Regions from separate parts of the Homo sapiens genome. Here all the other regions are linked to region 2. A link is an interaction called in ENCODE POLR2A ChIA-PET data of the cell type or tissue named here. Cell type or tissue: endothelial cell of umbilical vein. All regions are shown on one strand. Links, peaks and the distances in the headings refer to the core of each region. The heading gives the core; the rest is flanking DNA. Region 1 overlaps MID1 (midline 1). Region 2 overlaps MID1 (midline 1). Region 3 has its middle 12 kb from the start of WWC3.

Region 1 (6,999 bases), core at 784-5,783, 67 kb before region 2:
TTATAATAAGGGGGAAGGAAAGACCCACCTCGATCGATCTCTATTCAGGGCTCAGCAACACTCCTGATGGACAGCTCTCTCATTTTTGACTTCCCTTTGTCAACTCCATCCTCTTAGCCCTACCTGGGTGGCAGAGCCCTCAGGCTGGGAGGGAGCTCCTTGTGTGCACTAGCATTACTGATCCTCCAGGGATTTGTGGCTACTGAGGTTTGCTGTCATAAAAACACAGTGCTGTGTACAGTCTTCTCAAGAAGGGTCCTTTCTGCCCTTCAAGGTGTGAGCTTATCGGACATGCTGATCTATGCAAATGAGCTAGTGCTACAAGGAGGACAGAAGGATGATGTAGTTGGCCTCTAGAGGTGTTCCATTCACTCATCAATAGTCAAGTGCTGCATGCTAAACGCAGCATACTAGGAAGACTGTCCTATTTACCCAGGAGTCCAACCAACTAGGAGAAGGAATAGACACAGACTTACAGACCATCAAGATTTTTGTTCAAGAACTGCATCTATGTCAACAATTCACTATGTAGTTTCCCTTAAGCTTTTAAGTTCAAATTATGATCTCATTATTCTATTCATACATCTAATAAATTTTATGAAACCAAGAATAATCACTCTCGGGAGTCCTTGAATCAATGTTTGATTAACTCAAGTTGAATAGACTCAACTCCATTAAACAATCAATTCTGTCTATACATTAGCTGATTAAGTTCCTACACACATATTTTTAAATTGCGGTAAAATTTACATGCAAGGAAATGCATAGATCTTAAGGGACAGTTTAATGGATTTTGATAACCGACAGCTCAATCAAGACATAAAACATTTCTATCACCCTAGAAAGTACCCTCGAGCCGCTCTTCAGGTCAATCCTCACCCCTATGAGGAATCACTGTTCAGATTACTCCTGTAACACTTTAAACTGCATTTATCAATTTAACACATTTGATTTACTTTATAAGCACTTCAAATGCTAACAGGATAAAATTAAAATCCTAACACGTTATACCTTCCCAAGTCCTTAAGTAGCTCTTATAAATCTAATAAACTAAACTTAAAAAATATGCTGAAACCCAGGCCGGGCGTGGTGGCTCACGCCTGTAATCCCAGCACTTTGGGAGGCCAAGGTGGGCAGATCACGAGGTCAGGAGATCGAGACCATCCTGGCCAACTTGGCGAAATCCCGGTCTCTACTAAAAATACAAAAACTAGCTGGGCATGGTGGTGCACACTTGTAATCCCAGCTACTTGGGAGGCTGAGACAGGAGAATTGCTTGAACCCAGGAGGCAGAGGTTGCAGTGAGCCGAGATCACGCCACCGCACTCCAGCCTGGCAACAGAGCAAGACTCTGTCTCAAAAAAAAAAAAAAAAAAAAAAAAGAAAATGCTGAAACCTAAGGTTTTTTGAACATTGCAATATTGCTTTGAAACCTAAACTATCTTACAGATCCAACTTAAAATAACAGTTCTAAAAGAAATTACATGTTAGGCTGGGCGTGGTCGCTCATGCCTGTAATCCCAGCACTTTGGGAGGCCAAGGCGGGCAGATCACTTGAGGTCAGGAGTTCGTGACCAGGCTGGCCAACATGGTGAAACCCCATCTCTACTAAAGATACAAAAATTAGCTGGGCATGGTGGTGGGTGCCTGTGATCCCAGCCACTCAGGAGGCTGAGACAGGAGAATCACTTGAACCCCAGGAGGTAGAGGTTGCAGTGAGCCGAGATGACACCAGTGCACTCCAGCCTGGGTGACAGAGCAAGACTCCATCTCAAAAAAAAAAAAAAAAATTACGTGTTTCAAATTAGCATTTCAAAGCAAATCTGTCAAATTTCTGTAATATGTCATATTATCTTAAATGCTATGAACTATTAACATACAAACAAATATTTCAGTCCCAAGTTGTAATATATATATATTTTTAAGTTCAGGGTCTCTGTCTCTGTCACTCAGGCTGGAGTCCAGTGGTACAATCATAGATCACTGTAATCTCCAACTTCTTCTGGGTTCTAGTGATCCTCCTGCTTCAGACTCCTGAGTAGCTAGGACTACAGGCAAGAACCTCCACTCACAGTTGGTTAATTAATTAATTATTTAGTAGAGACAGGGTCTTGCTATGTTGCCCAGGTTGGTTCTAAACTCTTGGCCTCAAACAATCCTCCCACCTTGGCCTCCCAAAGTGCTGAGATTACAGGTGTGAGTCACTGCACCCAGTCATAACCCAAAATATTGATTTTATGCTACAGGTTGAGTATCCCTTATCCTAAATGCTTAGAACCAGAAGTGTTTTGGATTTTGGAATATTTGCACATACATAATGAGATATCTTGGGGATAGGACCCAAGTCTGACCACTAAATTCACTTACATTCCACATACACCTTATACACATAAGCTTGAAGGTAATTTTATGCAATATTTTCAATAATTTTGTGCATGAAACAAAGTTTGTGTTAAGTACTTGTGTGTGGAATTTTCCTCTTCTCGCGTCATGTCAGTGCTGAAAAAGTTTTGGATTTTAGAGCATTTCGGATTTTGGATTTTCAAATTAGGGTGGCTCAGCCAGTATTATTTAGTTCTTCATCTTTATACATGAATCTCAAACTTCCTGGGAAGGAGGAAAAAAAGGAATTTACTTATTTACTAAAGGAAACAAATTTATCATCTCAAAGAAGTTGAGGTTAGAGGGTCAATGGTTAATAATAAAAGATTTCAGAACGTTCATAAGAACTGAAGACTCACTGATTGTACTGGCACTGCAGATGTACACTTGCTGAGCCTTTGTTATGGTGGGTTTAACAGGGTTTCCAATTACCTATCTGATAAGATGGTTCTTGTAATGAGAATTCCCCTGGGAATCTAACTTTCTAATCACCTGGTTTGGGTTCAGTAACAACTCCAGTTACTTATTACTTGGTTAAATTCAACCTATTTCTTTACTGGCTGATTCTTGTTATATCTGGCTTCAGGCCACGTATCTGTGGTTATTTGAATGATGTTTATGTCAAAAGACTGTTGGGATAATTAAATCAGGAAGTGACAGTAAGAGCTGGTCATGGTCATAACTGCTTGTAGTGCATATCTACATAAGTCCTATCACTTTTTCTTTCTTTACACTACAGTCTATGTGTTGCTGTGAAACTGGAACAGATCTATGCAATAATGCTCCCCTTCCAACACCTGCAAAGATGGACAAGGCACCACCTTCCCAATCCTATGGAAATTGACAGAAGGCTTCCTTGAATGAACTTATGACATCTCAATACCAAGCTTGCCTTGTCAGAGAATTAGACCACTATATAGTTTTCACGACTTTACATATATGAACTTGATGTTATATCTAGGGAAAATACTTTTAAAAGCATAGTAAAAGCTCTATCATAAATTCCTAGGCCAAGAAGTTACCTCACTTGGTTGTAAAAATCTTTGTGTTGCTCCTCACTGAGAGCCTTGTACATTCCATGGTAGCCTCGGGCATTTTAAATAGCTGAATTTAAAATTTCATATTTCTATTTCAAACAAAAATAACCAGTACTACAATTGTCTTCTTGTTAACGGACATTTTATATGCATGACTCAATTATTTTGCTGTGGAATTTCAAAATTAGAACAAAGCTCTTCATTTTTTCCTACAACATTTAATTTAGCAAATTAAAAATAGAAGTCAACCGAATCAGGTAAAAAATGATATGTCTGGCTTCTTTCATAATCTGTAATTATTTTATACACAGAGATAATTTCAACTTGATTGTCATTGGAAGACAATTTTATGTTCATTTATTGAGAAAAATAATTTAAACTAGATATTAGACCCAGAAGTAAAAGGTTGGTTCAGTAACAAAATGGTGGATTGATTGTTAGGATTATTCTTGTTTCTGAATGTCATGAATGGGAGCAATAAGTGAACCAAAGCTTTTACTTGAGAGTTACCTTCTCACCTGCAATCATTCCATTCCCCTCTGACTCTTTCACCTGAAACCATCCAGCTAAGACCATCTCATATAAAAGTTGAGTTAGAAATAACAATGGCCATTTTATTTTATTTTACTTTATTTGAGACAGAGTCTGGCTCTATTGCCCAGTCTGGAGTGCAATGGCGTGATCTCAGCTCACTGCAACCTCTGCCTCCCAGGTTCAAGCAATTCTCCTGCCTCAGCCTCTCGAGCAGCTGGGATTACAGGCGCCTGCCACCATACCCAGCTAATTTTTGTATTTTAAATAGAGATGGGGTTTTACCATGTTGGCCGGGCTGGTCTCGAACTCCTGACCTCAGGTGATCCACCCACTTTGGCCTCCCAAAGTGCTGGGATTACAGGCGTGAGCCACTGTGCCTGGCCAACAATGGCTATTTTAAAAAATGTATCACTACCTGTTCCTATTATTCTTTATATCATGCCAGAAACATCTCTGCTGCTCTAGTCAATCACGCAAGTAAATATTTCCAGGTAAAGAAGGTTGTGTGTGGAATACTGTAATGGAGACAGGATAAGGAATTCTTGTATTGTGTGGAGGGAGGGAGCACAATAAGATATATCAGAAAAAAGCACACTTTCTCTCTAACTTTCTAATGCTCAGCCTTTGGGCCTCCAATTAAGGCCTATTGCTTCACATTTAAGTATTAACCTTGGAAATCTGCACTACCAAATTCAAACATTAGAGGGTTTGTCTTCAGAGGCACGTACAAGTGTTCATACTCCAATCTGAGCCACTAGGTAGGATTCTGTATATGATGCAATAGGTCATACCACCCAAACTAGAAAGATTTGCAGACGATGAAAGGTTTGGATAATGTTTTATATAAAGTTTCAAAACTGAAACTTGGGAATGTCATTCTAAAAGTAATACCAGCTTACTAAGCCTTATATTCATTTATTCATAAGATTAATCTCATTCCAAAATACTCAAAGATTTTTGCTGATATCTTCTCATTACTCCTTATGAATATGCCCAAGAAAGAAACAGGATCCAATGCCTGTTATGAATCAAATTTTTCTAAGTCAAGGGCACTGAATCCAAAGGGAGACATTCAAGTATGTGTTAGATACTTTAATAATTAAATTTAACCTCTACCAAGAAAAACTACATTTGCTTCATGAGTTGTCAATTTTAGTAAACTTGGTAGAGTAAACTGTTTCAACTGTCTTACTATTGCATATGAATAGACATTATTCAAATGCAATAGTAAAAACAAATCTTCTCCAGAGATGATAAATTTCTGTGCAGACCAACAGTTCTTTTCTCCTTTGTCATGGGAATCCTAAGACGTGAACTTGGGAAATCAACCATTATTATAGTGGCTCGTCATAATCCAGTTTCTGAAAGCCACCATATTTGCACTATCACATTATCATAATTCTAGAGCCTATTACATGGAGAGCCAGAGCTGACTGTGGGTTGTATGATGTGGTTTAATGAGGCCCAGAATCTGACTCTAATTATACCTTGAAAGCATTCTCACAGGGGGTCAGATCGGGTGGGAATCTGACCCTCATCTGCAAGTGAAAATGGATTATAACTTTGGACATTCATGTCGGCCCCCAGCAGGATATACTTCATCCAAGATCAGACACACGTTCACAAGACACAAATAGCTCGTTTGGTGTTTGCATGCTGGTCTTCATCCAATGACTCCGGATGAAGCCATTGCCAAGTTTTCTACGGAGAGAGAATGCTTTGGCATTACAAAACTGCACAACAAAATTAAACAAATGGTTCATCTTTCTTTTTAACCCAGTGATTTTTCATTATTTCAAAGTTTACAAATGAATGCTTTTAGGGCTTGGTGAATTACTGGAAAAGTCTTCTACAGACTCCCATCTGTTTTGCCAAGTGATTTTCTACAATTTCTTACAAGGTACATATCACCCAAGTAACACCTCACTCTCATCCTTTTCAATTTACAAAACTCATCATCTGAGCAGAAATCTAATTAAACAGCCTTAATTCCTCCACAAGAACCTTGTCACTTTACATGACAACTAGCACTGGAGAAACTCAGAGAAAGCCGTATGAGAGCAAACTTTCCATTAAAATAAAACAACAACAAAGATAGATTAAAAACTTAGTGAGAAAAATAATGGCAAAAAGAATTTTAAGAAGTGATTACAAACAAGGCAAGATAAACCAAAGGGGCCAATGCTGGAACTTTGAAGTGATGTTGGATTAGAAAATGCCCTTCTAGGATGACCTTGAGCAAGAATGGTAAGGACTGCTGAGCCTTTATCCTCTTGAAACCATTATGGCAATTGGCCACCCTTTCCCAGTTGTTCTTGGCCATCATCTTTAGAGTCACTGGCACCTATCATTTCCAAAACGAACATCTATTAAGTGTCAAGGTGTTGTATTTGCTGTAAAAGAACTTGATTATTGGAATGTGCAGAAAATTTGGTACATATCAGTGATTCCAAGTGTTTGCTTAGCTAATAAACTGTGTCTTCTGATTTTTCAAAGAAAATGGAAAGAGAAATGTGATGAAGAGATACAGTCCTTATCTGACCTAGAAAAGTTAAGTTCTACAGGTGACCCAAATTTTGATCATTTCTCATAAGCTTGTCTTTCACTACATATATAATTAACTCCAAACTTGTCTAGTGTAACTACAAACTCATCCATTCTACCTTATTTCTCTCCTGAAGAAAACAAAATAGAGTGGTTGAAAACCCATTAGTTTTTACAATCCTAGACAAACATTTCTTAGGAGTCTACCTGAAGTTGCTCTTTTTTTTTTTTTTTTTTTTTTTTGAGACGGAGTCTCGCTCTGTCCCCCAGGCTGGAGTGCAGCAGTGTGATCTCAGCTCACTGCAAGCTCTGCCTCCCGGGTTCACGCCATTCTCCTGCCTCAGCCTCCCGAGTAGCTGGGACTACAGGCGCCCGCCACCATGCCCGGCTAATTTTTTGTATTTTTAGTAGAGACAGGGTTTCACCGTGTTAGCCAGGATGGTCTCGATCTCCTGACCTCGTGATCCACCCACCTGGGCCTCCCAAAGTGCTGGGATTACAG
Region 2 (6,999 bases), core at 1,255-6,254:
CAATTATGCCATTTAGTATTTGACTTTGAGTGATAAAGACCACCGAATAAAGACACTACCCAAATGTTACTTTACTGATTAGCACTCTGGCCAATTTGAGAAGCAGGTGGGTTAGCAAAGGCACAGTAAAACAGGGCCATGAACTGATGGAAAAAGGGGAGAAGGGGATCCAGTTGGATTTAACTGCATTCTGAAAGACTGGAAATTGATAGCATAATGTAGGCTGTTTCAGTACAAACGCAAAGTGGTTCTTAAAAACAACAGTATAAATAATACATCAAGTAAGAACAGGTGAAAAAAGGTGATCCAGTAACATTTTATAGGTAAAGAATGTTACTCTGAATTATCACTGCATTTAGCCTCCAAATGTCAGCACACTCAAATTCATTTGCTCAACCAGTAACAGACAACTAAGAATTTCTGCCAAGAAAATTGTAGGGGACCAGAGGGACTGTTTGAAAAAAAAAAGTGACAAGCAGATGAGCACTGAGATGCTAGCCTCAAGTTTTAAAATAATTAATACAATAGATATTTTGAATAACTTGACATTTCTTCTTTAAGAAGTGCTGAAATTATTATTATTATTATTATTTTTTTACCTCATATCTGAAGTGAGAACCAGGGAAGACTTTTAATTTCGCCAAACACCCACCTGGTGGAATTCATGCAAATCAAATTAAACTGTTAACCAAATCTTTTCTGTACTTTCACATCTGCCTATAACATGCTCATTCTTAGTAACTGGATCTCTAGGACATTCTTTAAAATAATCACATACTCGCCTGACCATGCAACCTGATTAATAATGAATGAACATTCCTGAGAAGAATCACTTCGAAGCATGGCAGATGTCTGTGGGGATATGAAGGCTTTAATGATCAAAATTAAGGGGAAATGGAAGCTGGGTCACACTGTCTGGTTATTTTAATTGAAACCTAGTCTTCCAAATTTACTTAACAGAATACTTAAACACTCCTTCTCGAGGTTCATTTATACAAGCAGACAAGCACAAAGACAAATGGCAATGCAAAAGAACAACCCAGATTCCTGGAGGAACAACCACCCTATCCTGTTCTGTCCTAATAGTGCAGAAAACCCCTCAGCAGTTTCAGAAATCCAATTTGTTCAATTGAAAGACTGATAAACAGGTTAAAAACAGGAACTAGTACATTGGTCCTTAATAGTTCTTTGAGCACCTCTCTAGATTCTGACAAAGAGATCACCTTGAATACCCACCAATGGACTGCACACTAGTTCTTTTTGAAGAAACATCGCCGTAGGCAGAGGATGGGGACCCACGAAATGATAGACAGGCCACCGAGACCAGACGGTGGGTGGCAGGCAGTGCTGGAGCGGTCCTGTGTGTCTGTGAGTGCGTCAACAGTGAAACACAACAGGAAAATCGGTCCAACAATTCCAGGAAGGCCAGCTCCACCTCATCCACTCCGCCAGGGTTGCCCGAGTTGAAGAATCAACTGCCTTTTCCACGGCCCCCGCCACAACTTCCCTATCCTCTGGCCTACTCAATGTTCAACTGAACCCAAATGGAAAGGTAGCTCAGGTCAGCTCAACACCCACTGCCTGGTCCAAAAAAATGAGGACTTGGCAACGGGATCTGTACTCTCATTCCTTACAGGGACCAGCAGCAGCTTGGCCGAATGAGACACTGTCCTGTGGCAGAAGGCTGAATGCTAGCTTTCAATGCCACCAATAGGAGCCGTCCTGCCCAGCTCCTGGGGCTGGGAACAGGCACTAGACTCATTTGCCTTTGGGGCCTTTCAGTGTCGTACTGAGCACATGATCACATTATGCTCTGCATGCTGGCTTGTTCATTTAAAAAAATAATATACACATTATTTTGTGCCTTTATCTTCTGAATTAATGTATAATGTCTGGAAGAAGTTTTCTTCAAAGTTATATCAGGAAGAACAATCTCCAGTACAGACACAAAGAACAGTCATTTATTTCTTCCAAAAATAGTGACCTAAATAGCAATCTATCATCCTGATAAACAATTTAAAATATATGTATATACACACAGGTTTCACATACACACGTATGCATACATTATGTACACACATATATAAAAACATCGTGTGTGTATATATATATATATATTTAATATTACATACACGGTATATATATAATAGCAAATCTGTGATGGGTGTCCAAAATTTCAGTCTCCAGAATGGCAAAGAAAGGGTGAACTGAGAATGGAAAGAAGTAATCTTTTAAAATTTGATTGACTAAAGGAGGAAGGGGAAGTAGTCTTCCTAAAAGAAAAAAAAAAAAAAAAAGTCCTGCGCTGCAGTTCTTTGAAGGATATTGCTTATCACCATGCAAGACAAGAAACTGCAAGTAAAGTAAATCATCAGGAAAGTGTTTAAAAAAAGAATCTTGCACAATTCAATTCATAATCCAGACATTTGGACTCCACCAAAGGTGTTTAAGGAACATTCATGATAAAGGGGAAGCAGAGGCAAGAACTGCTTCCTCGGGCTGCCCAGTCTGCACGTCTCAACATCTACTTTATTGCCATTGCAACACTTCACAGTAAATCAAAGCATGCTTCACATGTTAGGACATAAAAATGCAAACATAGATTTTTTGGCTTATGTCTCTCCAAATTATAACTTCATTTGTCTTTTAACAATGAATAAAAGGATTACTCAATTTCACATATAGATGACTTCCTTAAGAAGTTCTCATTGTCCTCGGAAGAGACACACATAGATCATCAAGTAGAATTCTAAAGAACTTTTCATCAAGACATGGCTTTTGTTAAAACAACATTTAAATTGTCAAAATTCTACAGGCCTAACTTTTCCCTATTTTGGCACTGTAGTGGAAAATTAGCCTGAACATCTGAAGTTGAAACATCAGGAAAGAAATATTTACTCCACCCCTCAAGAGAAAATGATAAACAACAAAAAAAATTACAATCTTCTAAAGGGCATAATCTGACAACTTGCAGATGAAATTTCCCACTATCTGAATGTCTCAGACATTTCATGTCTTTTACAGTTTAAGAAATAAAGCATTTAGTTTTAAAGGCACACAGAACCTATTTTACATTATATTGAAAATGACCGATGTTTTCCAGGTCTATGCTGTACTGGGTATCATGCAAGAATTTGGTTCTGAAGGCAATGATAGCAGACTGGACAGAGAGGAAGAGGGTGAGAGATGGCCACACCTAGTCTCCTGGCAGAAGTCTAAATCAACCCTCCTGGTGAACAGACCAACAGCGTGATGGTAGCAGAAATGGAAGTCACTAATTTCTGTGAAACCAGTCACAGATGAAAAGCTTTTAACACTGCTGTCCCTGAATGCTTTCTCAAATGTATTTATAGTTTGATAGGTATTTCTATATATATTCATATAACTATGTCTGTATAAAGTCCTATATATGTCCATAATGGAATTAGTTTTTGTAGTTATATACAATGTGCATGTATACATAAGTACACATATACATATACAAAAGCACCTTTTCAGAATTATTTGAGACTGGCTAGAATTCACTCTTCACAAACCCCTCAGTCATAGCATCCCTTCTGCATTACAGAAACATTCCTTCCTTAGTGCAGAAACAGAAACCTGTAGATAATGTTTATTTAAAAACAACTGCCTGCTCATATCTGCAAAAGGTCACCTGGAAATGAGCAAAATGACGCAAGTGATCTATTCTCTGAAAGACCAGTCAAGTGGGATTTTTGCAGCAAGTATAATAGATTGTGCCCTGGAGAAAAGCTTGCCGCTTGGGGAAACTTTTTCTCACTTTATTTATATAATACTCTCCTAGAAGGCAGAGAAAGTACACACCCTCCCCTTCCCAATTATTACCAACCAGGAGCAAAATAGTTATTGATGATGGCCAATGCAACATTTCACAACTGTTCTCTGAACACTGGAAAGCTTAAGTTCAAAGACAAGAACAAATACTAGTCTCGTGACTCATGGAGGTAATGACGATGTTATAGAGTAACTGATTCCCATTGTGTGAGCAGATTGGAAATTCTCTCAAATATGATGCCTCCTTTTCTCAAAGAAAATCGCTTTTTCCCTCAACTTCAAAGTCAGCCACACACAAAAACCTTTTGCTCACAATACCCTGAAGCTACCTCCTGATCTTAAAAAGTAAGGAAAACGAACCCTTATTCACAACTCCTGGTTAACTATTACGAATAACATGCTTTAAACATTTCCCCTGATCACTGAAGCTCTGCAGTCAGGGGAAGAAGTCTTTTTTTTTTTTTTTTAAAGGCAACAGAAAGAGGAGTGACTCTTTTGTTCTGAATGTTATTGTAAAGCACCACATGAAAGAAGAGGAATGATGGGAACATGGCAATGAAAAGGACAACAGCGCTGACAAATGAAAACAGGATATTAAGAACAGCGTCGGGACTGTGTGTCTGTACAGAACAAAGCCGGGAGCCTTCTCGGAGAAATTCAAGCAAAAATACTCTTAACAGATTTACATGCTAATGGATGAACTGTAGTTTCTCCAGGTGGCACAGATCTTTAAGTCTGGGACAATAAAATTAGGTTATCATTAAAACACATACACACACACACACACACACACACTGTAAAGTGTCATAAAATTAAAACTGCCTTCAAATCACATTCAATCACATGCCCCCCCCCGCCCCGCCCTTTCAACCAGTGATCTGCTTCTGGAAATTTCTAGATCTATGTTTTTCTCTTTGTAAAATAAGATACTGGTTCTGTCAAATAACTGAGCTAACTTAGTATATAGTCCCAAGGAAAGTGAATTTTTTACAAAAAGAAAAACAATTTTCTCTCCATTCACAGCACACTCTAACTTACACTTTAAATATAACTTTTCAATAGAGCTTTCAAGAACTCCCAGGGAAACTAGGCAATGGGTACTGTGCTGAGAAACAATGACAGCAACTAAGTGGCTAACATTAATATAGTATACCGCTTTTGCCAAGTCATGGTGGTAATATCTTATACTTTTCTTCTGATGCAAATTCTGCAAAAGCTGCTAGTATGATGGTACATTTAATAAAACATCATCATAGCTTATTGGACTTATCACATAAGAATTATTATTGTAGTCTCTAAAGAAGTTCAAAAAAGTAAAAAAATATGTCTGATTTTGCGCTCCATTAAAAATTTCAGTCTTTTTTTTTCTCTTTTCTATGTTTTGCCACTATTCTCCTTTTCCCCACTTCCTGATCAGTCCTTTCTATTGTCAGATGAGTGATGAGCTGATGTGCTTTCTTCTTTACCAAAGCATTTCATCCAGCTTTCCCTCTGGCATGCTTTCAGAAAACTTTGGGCTAAGCCCTGAGCTCAGTGTGCCCAAGTGTTCTTGGTCTAGTTTTGGGCTGACACTGTCAATGTGGTGTCCTGTAAAAAAAAAAAAAAAAAAAAAAAAACATGTAGAGGTCAGGCGCAGTGGCTCACGCCTGTAATCCCAGCACTGTGGGAGGCCGAGGCAGGCGGATCACCTGAGGTCAGGAGTTCGAGACCAGCCTGGCCAATGTAGTGAAACCTCATCTCTACTAAAAATAGAAAAATTAGCTGGTCATGGTGGCGGGTGCCTGTAATCCCAGCTACTCGGGAGGCTGAGGCAAGAGAATCACTTGAACCTGGGAGGCGGAGGTTGCAGTGAACCGAGATTGCGCCACTGCACTCCAGCCTGGGTGATAGAGTAAAAAAACTCAGTCATATAAAACAAAACAAAAACAAAAAACAAACAAACAAACAAACAAAAAACATGTAGTACCTTGAAGCCAGATAACCTGAGTTCAAATCCTGGCTCTGCCATTTCCTTGCAAAGGCAGATCGGAGCCAGATACTGTACATATCTTATACTCACAGATGCTCTTCCTATCTTCTATGCAGTTTCCTTATCTGAGAGCAATCTTAAGGGTCCTTTGAGGATTAGTGAGGTGAACTTTTTAAAATGCCTGACAAAATTCTCACTCTTATGGAAGGACAGGGTGGTAGGGGATGGGGGATTGGGGTCCTTCTTCCCTTCTTGTCCTGAATCGCCTCTTCCCACTCTTCTTTGAATAAATTCATTATCTGTGTTTTTTACTGGAAACCTCTTCATACCATTTTTGCAAGCAAGAAGGATATAAATCCATTTATTCAATAACATTTATGGAGCATCTTATGTGAACAAACAGTATGTGAATGTGAAATGAACTAGCATTTTTATTCTTAACACTAATGACTTATCTTCACATTGGCAATTTCATCTGTTTCCTACACTATGACATACCTCTGTTCATTACCACTGATCTCCCACCATGAACTTGGGGCTTCACTTCCGCTTCCCAGTGAAGGTCACCCTGTCCCATATGCACTCTTTGTCAGAATTTTTTTATTTTGCAGGAAATAAGGGACCCTGGCATGGATGGAGCATGTGAAACTATCAAGAACAGTGAAATGTTTCAGATTTTTGCTATTTGCCAGTTTCGTTTCATGAATGCTGGCAGAAGACACCTGAATCAAAGATAAAGGCTGTTTTTACTCAAATGGTATGTGTTTCATGTTCTGTTGGTTCCCCTTGTTCTCGAAGTCCTACGGAGCATCCTAGGTCCATGTTTGCACACTCAGGAGATTTGCATCATACCTAAGCAACTCCAAGCTTAGGAAATCTGAATCTTTTATAATGGACTGCAAGTTAGCCTGCCCAACTTTTGCCCTGGAGGAAGACATTGTCTTTAATATAATGAACAACAAACAAACCTGCCTTCTCCCCTGGCGCGAGATACTACCTCTATCTCCCAAGACTGTTTGCTATACAAACATCCTGGGGAATAGTCTGGAATAAAATCATTCAGTGCTCCAGCTCACAAGAGGTACAAAAAGGTGATAGATCCATGGAAAATTATTTCCTAATAGACACAATTCTTATCTCCTCCTGGGGATATGGCCAATAGTTGTTACTAGAAATCAGATCATCACTGGACTTTCTAGCAGTTACCACAGAGGCAGAATTTCATTTGGCACTGA
Region 3 (6,999 bases), core at 1,021-6,020, 580 kb before region 2:
CTTAAGTTGTTGTTGTTGTTTTTAAATATAGATTTTGCCTATTTATTAAGTTCTTTTTTTTTTTTTTTTTTTTTTTTGAGACAGAGTCTTGCTTTGTCACCCAGGCTGGAGTACAGTGGTGCAATCTCGGCTCACTGCAACCTCAACCTCCCGGGTTCAAGTGATTCTCCTGCCTCAGCCTCCTGAGTAGCTGGGATTACAGGCGCCTGTCATCATGCCCGGCTAATTTTTGTACTTTTAGTAGAGATGGGGTTTTGCCATGTTGTCCTAGCTAGTCTTGAACTCCTGACCTCAAGTGATCTGCCTGCCTCAGCCTCCCAAAGTCCTGGGATTACACTTGACTGGAGCCACTGCACCCGGCCTGTTTCTTAAGTTCTTAAACATTAGTTTATCTGGTTATAGAGTTTTAAATTATCAGGTGTTTTCTTTCAGCTGGTGGAAGATATTATTCGTTGCATTCCTGCTTCTTTTGTTACTGGTGCGATTCTTATTATCAAATGACTTCATTTTCCTTTGTAGGTGATTCTTTTCCCTCTCTTCTTGTTAAATTTTTCTCTTAACTTTTGTGTTTTGAAGTTTTAATATGACACGTACAGGTGTGGATTTGTTTTTGTTTATCTACTCTGAGAATTCATGTCTCATCAACTCCAAAAGAATTTAAAATAACTGGTTACTACAACCAAGTTTTAGTATTTAAGTTTTATTATCTTAATTTCTCAGGCTACTAATTCTCAAGTAGATTACGTTTGTTTCTGCCAGATACTCCAGGGACTGGACTGGGGCCCGTTTTTCCACTAATTTCTCGTCTGGAATTTCCATGCCACAAGGATGGTGTGCATTCACACTCCACAACTCCATGCATGGACTTGAGATTCTGTTTTCTTCTAAGATTGTTTTCCATTCCCTCCCTTGGAGTATCTACAAGAAACAAGCTTCCTTGGCCAGGCACGGTGGCTCACACCTGTAATCCCAGCACTTTGGGAGGCTGAGGAGGGCGGATCACCAGAGGTCAGGAGTTCGAGACCAGCCTGGCCAATGTGGTGAAACGTCGTCTCTACTAAAAATACAAAAATTAGCCGGGCGTGGTGACGGGTGCCTGTAATCCCAGATACTCGGGAGGCTGAGGCAGGAGAATTGCTTGAACTGGGGAGGCGGAGGTTGCAGTGAGCCAAGATGGCGCCAGTGCACTCCAGCCTGGGTGACACAGCAAGACTCCATCTCCAAAAAAAAGCTTCCTTGCTACTTCCCTGGGAGGATGAGAAGTTTGCCTACTCCTCCCTTTCATGAAGGAGGTGGTCAGTCCATGTCCCAGCTTTATGCAGGAGTCTCAGTTCCGCCTAGCTTCCTGTCTTATGGGGTCAACATCATGTCTTTTACTTTCGTGCTGGAATGAAAACCTCAGCCCTTAACAGTGAGTGTCTAAGTAGGGATACAACCCCCTTCTGACTGAGGAAAGGGATTTTTCTTCCTAGCTTGTCTGCGTATTTGATATTGGTATTCTATTTTATACAGCATGCCTATGTGTTTGGAGAAATATGGAGGGTAGGGGATGTATTACCCAATCTGCCCAGTTGCCAGAACTGCAAGTTGGAGTCTGTTTCCAATTTTTCAATACTATAAATAATGCTATGATGAATATCCTTGCCCATTAATGTTTATGCACATCTCTGGTTATTTTCCTTGGATAAATGCCTAGGAATGGTCAAAGAGTACGAACATTTGTAAGGTGTTTGATATATATGTGAGGCCCCATTGCCAGCCCTCAAAAACGCACCACTTCACATTCCCTGGAATTCCTGCTTTCCGGTGCCCTTGCCAACATTTGGAACCTTTAAAAAAAAAATCACCATTTAGTTAGATTTAAAAAATACTGTGAAAAAAAGCATAGTGTGAAAACAATATTTTTATGTTTATAACTAGTTAGAAAAAAATCAAGAGTTGGGCACAGTGGCATGCGCCTGTAGTCCCAGCTACTCAGGAGGCTGAGGTGGGAGAATCACTTGAGTCCAGGAGTTTATGGCCAGCCTGGGCAACCATAAATAGTGAGATGCTGTCTCAAAAAAGACAGAGAGAGGCGGGACACGGTGGCTCACGCCTGTAATCCCAGCACTTTGGGAGGCCGAGGCGGGCAGATCACGAGGTCAGGAGATCAAGACCATTCTGGCTAACACGGTGAAACCCCGTCTCTACTAAAAAATACAAAAAAAAAAAAAAAAAAAAAAAAAAAAAAGCCGGGCGTGGTGGCGGGCGCCTGTAGTCCCAGCTACTCGGGAGGCTGAGGTAGGAGAATGGTGTGAACCTGGGAGGTGGAGCTTGCAGTGAGCCAAGATTGCGCCACTGCACTCCAGCCTGGGCGACAGAGCGAGACTCCACCTCAAAACAAAACAAAACAAACAAACAAAGGTGAAAAGAAAAGAGAGAGGGAGGAAGGAAGGAAGGAAGGCAGGCAGGTGGGCAGGTGGGCACGGTGGCTCATGCCTATAATCCCAGCACTTTGGGAGGCTGAGGCAGGAGGGTCATGAGGTCAGGAGTTCAAGACCAGCCTTGCCAAGATGTGAAACCCCGTCTCTACTAAAAAAAATCCAAAAAATTAACCAGGTGTGGTGGTGGGTGCCTGTAATCCCAGCTACTCAGGAGGCTGAGGCAGAGAATTGCTTGAACCCGGGAGGTGGAGGTTGTAGTGAGCCAAGATCATGCCACTGCACTTCAGCCTGGGCGACAGAGCGAGACTCCGTTTCAAAAACATACACACACACACACATGCGCACACACATAAAATAAGGCTGAGTATAGTGGCTTACACCTGTAATCCAAAAACTGTGGGAGGCCGAAGTGGGAGGACTGCTTGAGCCCAGGAGTTCAAAACCAGCTTGGATGACAAAGTGAGATCCTGTCTCTACAAAAAATTAGCCAGGCATGATGGCACGTGCCTGTGATCCCAGCTACATGGGAGGCTGAGGTGAGATGACAGCTTCATCCCAGGAGGTTGAGGCTGCAGTGAGCCATGTTTGTGCCACTGCACTCCAGCCTAGGTGACAGAACAAGACCCCATCTCAAAAATAGAATAAAATAAAAATAAATAAATGCTACTGTGCACTCTGTTGAGCATAAAACTCAAGCAACACATCACTGAAACAGTGATTACTGTTACCTGAACTTTTGTCTAGATTGATGCTTCTTTTTATTAGCCCCACCCATTTCTCCCCTTCTTCATCAATGCTTCTTCAACTTAATGTGCATGGGAATCACCTGAGGAGCTTGTTAAAGAGCAGGTTCTGATTCTGAGGAGCTTGTTAAAGAGCAGATTCTGATTTTGTAGGTCCAGGGTGTGGCCTGAGAATACTCCCCGCATTTTTTTTTTTTTTTTTTTTTTGAGACTGAGTCTCGCTTTGCCGCCAGGCTGGAGTGCAGTGACACGATCTTGGCTCACTGCAACCTCTGCATCCCAGGTTCAAGCGATTCTCCTGCCTCAGCCTCCTAAGTAGCTGGGACTACAGGTGCGTGCCACCATGCCCAGCTAATTTTTGTATTTTTAGTAGAGACAGGGTTTCACCATGTTGGCCAGGATGGTCTCGATCTCTTGACCTCGTGATCCGCCTGCCTCGGCCTCCCAAAGTGCTGGGATTACAGATGTGAGCCACTGCGCCCGGCCGAGAATCCCCATTTTTAATGAGGATGCTGATGGTGCTGCTCTGTGGACCACAGAGAATGGTTGACTCATTTTGTTGTTGGCCACAATCAGACCACAGTGGAATTCACCCGGTCAGAGCTCGGTAACTTCCAAAGCACATATGGCTGCAAACAGCATTATTAGGACCTTCTATCAACACTTCTAGCTAAAGTGACAGAGTTAAACTGATCCTTTATAAGGAGCATAAATCAGTTGGTTAGTGATGAAATAGCTTATTGAGATGACAACCAAATCACACACAAATACACAGACACACACACACAAATCTATAAATGGGAGAGAATGTAAAACAAGGGCAGAAAGTTAGATTGAGATTGTGCAAAAACGAAAACACAAGCCCCTTAGCAGGAAGGCAACTTGCATCATATCAGATCTTATCAGCTTCAAGCAGACTCTGGAGAGGTGAGTAAGCTTTCTGAGTTAGGGTGGAATTTATCTGGTAAATAATATGGTATTTCAATATGGTTTGCCATTATTGACATAGGATTGCAAAGATAAGTTTGTAATTTTTTTACACGAGCACATTCATCTGGACATTGTATGACCTTTCGGAAGTGTTGATCATAGCCTTCAAGAGTGTTGTGTGTGCACAAAAAGGGATTTATTCAGGTTTACAAATTTCACAGTCAATTTATTTGAGTTACGAGTTCTAATGCCTAGTTTTCCTTTAACCTTCTAAGTTCAGTCTAGAAATCTTATTATTCTCTTTTCTTTTTAAATTCTATTTTAAGTCCAGCAAATAATAGCAACCACTTTTAAGAGGCCTTTGGAAAATACTTGACCCTATTTACAAATTTAAACACCTTCATGCATTTTAAAATATATTTAAAACTTGTAACAGACTACACTCAATTCCCTTCTTAATTGCTTCAGTTGTCTCAATAAACAAATACATTCCCAAGTTTACAAATAACTCTTTTAAATTTAATGAATTAAATTGACATGGTGAAACTTAAGTTCTCTTAGAATGTTCCAACACTGTATATAATTTAGTTTTCATGAGCCTCCAGTCAGTGACAAGAAAAAAAATAGTTTTCAACTAAGATCACAAGATTACTCAATTATACATTTTACAGTGATTTCCAAAGCTTAGAAATTCTTTTAAACTTTATGAATACATGGAACATCAAATACGCACAGATTCTTTCTGCATTCCGAATATGAATCCTACAGTTTTGATTCTCTTAAGAGTTGCTGTACTTTCCCTAAATCCTCCTGGAGCTGAAAGATTCACCCTCTTACAGCTGACCGTTACCATCCTAGTGACTGAGCCGGTATACACACCCAAGATTTGGGCTGCACCCTGACTAAATTCTTGTCAATGACCCTAATGGGGTACTTGAACCCTACTCATAATTGCTATGTCCCTGATGACATAATTTACGGGAGTTGCTCTCGAGGCTCCTAACCCTTAGTTTTAAGTCACACACGTTATTGATTCTTCTACATACACCTGGACATTTGTAGGCTGACAGCATAGATCACTTGAGATTTTGTATTTATCTGGTTCTTAAGATGTGTATTTTTCCCTCCAGCTCTAAAGACCTTTGCGCTTAAAGGAATCCTAAGATAGATAGATAAATGTCCTTTCTATTTGCTAATGAAGGCCTTTGGAATCTGTGGAATCTTTCTAGAGGCTTTAATCAGATTTGGGTTTTGGGGAAGGATTTTCTTGTAGGTGGTGGTGTTTTCTTCCCTAAAGGCACAGCATGTCTGGTGTCTCTCTTTTTGTGATGACAGCAGGAAGATATCTTTTTATGAATACTCCAAATAATATTCAATTTTGGATACCTCAAAAAATGGCCTTGTCTGAGCCGTGGTCACCGATTTTGAGGTCATTTATTGACAAGAAGGTGTGATGTTAGCGATTAACAAGATAATCCTTTATTCATTTAAGAAATATATCTGGATTACCTGCTCTTTGCAGATAGACAGTGGAGAATGAAACATGGCTCTTTTCCTCCTGTTGCTTCTTGCCCAGGATTTCTCAGCCTTGGTGCTATTGACGTTTTAGGCTGGTAAGTCTTTGTTGTCCAGTGCCTTGAATGAGGTTTAGCAGCCTATAATCAGTGTCCTCTACCCACTAGATGCCAGCAGCACCGCCTCTTCCCTCTCCATAGTCTTGACAATCAAAAATATCTCAGATATTGCCAAATGTCTCTGGGGGGCAAAATCACCTCGTTGAGAACCACTGTTCTAGTCGAGTAGGGGAGAAGAGATATTAACAAGTAAGCACAAATACAAATTCAGTAGGGGTTATTGGCTCATGCCTGTAATCCCAGCACTTTTGGAGGCCGAGGAGGGCAGATCACCTGAGGTCAGGAGTTTGAGACCAGCCTGGCCAACATGGTGAAACCCCGTCTCTACTAAAACTACAAAAATTAGCTGGGCGTGGTGGCGGGTGCCTATAATCCCAGCTACTTGGGAGGCTGAGGTGGGAGAATCGCTTGAACCCAGGAGGCGGAGTTTGCAGTGAGCCGAGATTGCGCCATTGCATTCCAGCCCGGGTAACAGAGCAAAAACTCTGTCAAAAAAAAAAAAAAAGAGAGACATGACGTGCTACTGTGAGAAATCCTGGTGTCTTAGTCTGTTCTGTCTATAATAAAGTACCATAGAGTGGGTCTAGCCATCTTTCTTTTTTGTGATGTTAGCAGCCAGTAATGCTCAAAGCTGAGATCTAGTCAACCCTTGTAAGTTCTATTTGTTCATTCTAACTCTAATTTCATCACTCCTTTAGGATTATCTGGAATGCTTCTATAAAGAGCCACTTTGCTCATCTGCAAGTTGGATAGCCAGGGATCCAAGGTAAATCTGAACTTTGGGCAACTCATGGCCAATGTGGGCATTTGTGGTTTGCCTCTGGTCTACACTGGATATGGCTGCTACAGTTTACGGCATGTACTTGAGAGGTCCAGCATGTCATGCCTGGGGCTCCTGGGTTTGGTGGGATCTCTGGGGGCTTTCATGGCAGGCTTCTGTTTCCTGTGATTTCCCAGCACTGATTGGGACCCTGTGAACAGAGTTCTATAGACTCTGTTCCCTACTGAAGCAGCAGCAGGAGCCTGGGGGCAAGGTTCCAGGCATGTTAGTTTCCTAGCGCCACTGTAACAAAGGACCACAAACTGATGGCTTAAACCTACACAAATGGATTCTCTCACAGTTCTGGAGGCCAGAAGCCTGGAATGCAGGTGTGAGGCAGGGCCACTCTCTCTCCGAAGGCTCCAGGGTAGAATCTGTTCCATGCCTCTCTCCCAGCTTCTGGTGCTTGCCAGAAATCCTTGGCATTCGTTGCCTTGTGGCCTCATTAC

What was found. ChIA-PET counts read pairs that join two places held together with the same protein. Peaks named below come from ENCODE experiments on the same cell type or tissue, not always from the same donor. Only the 100,000 strongest peaks of a DNase experiment are listed, where the experiment ranks them.
Region 1: POLR2A ChIA-PET joins it to region 2 with 8 read pairs; 3 of 35 experiments call an interaction of 5 or more read pairs at or near these places.
Region 3: POLR2A ChIA-PET joins it to region 2 with 6 read pairs; 2 of 35 experiments call an interaction of 5 or more read pairs at or near these places.

What each region holds. Positions count from the first base shown.
Region 1 is chrX:10,509,473-10,516,471 of GRCh38, forward strand. The region is part of intron 3 of MID1 (midline 1); the gene reads right to left. Among named protein-coding and RNA genes, the nearest start is that of MID1, 110 kb to the right of the region's middle. RefSeq lists an enhancer at 1-135. In endothelial cell of umbilical vein, for the core only: no CTCF peak of the experiment used is centred there; a DNase peak (open chromatin) is centred at 2,989.
Region 2 is chrX:10,575,548-10,582,546 of GRCh38, forward strand. The region is part of intron 1 of MID1 (midline 1); the gene reads right to left. Among named protein-coding and RNA genes, the nearest start is that of MID1, 42 kb to the right of the region's middle. In endothelial cell of umbilical vein, for the core only: no CTCF peak of the experiment used is centred there; DNase peaks (open chromatin) are centred at 1,514, 3,694, 4,074 and 4,234; H3K4me3 peaks cover 183 bases; H3K27ac peaks cover 3,904 bases.
Region 3 is chrX:10,000,015-10,007,013 of GRCh38, forward strand. No RefSeq gene overlaps it. Among named protein-coding and RNA genes, the nearest start is that of WWC3, 12 kb to the right of the region's middle. In endothelial cell of umbilical vein, for the core only: no CTCF peak of the experiment used is centred there; DNase peaks (open chromatin) are centred at 1,737 and 3,977; H3K27ac peaks cover 2,701 bases.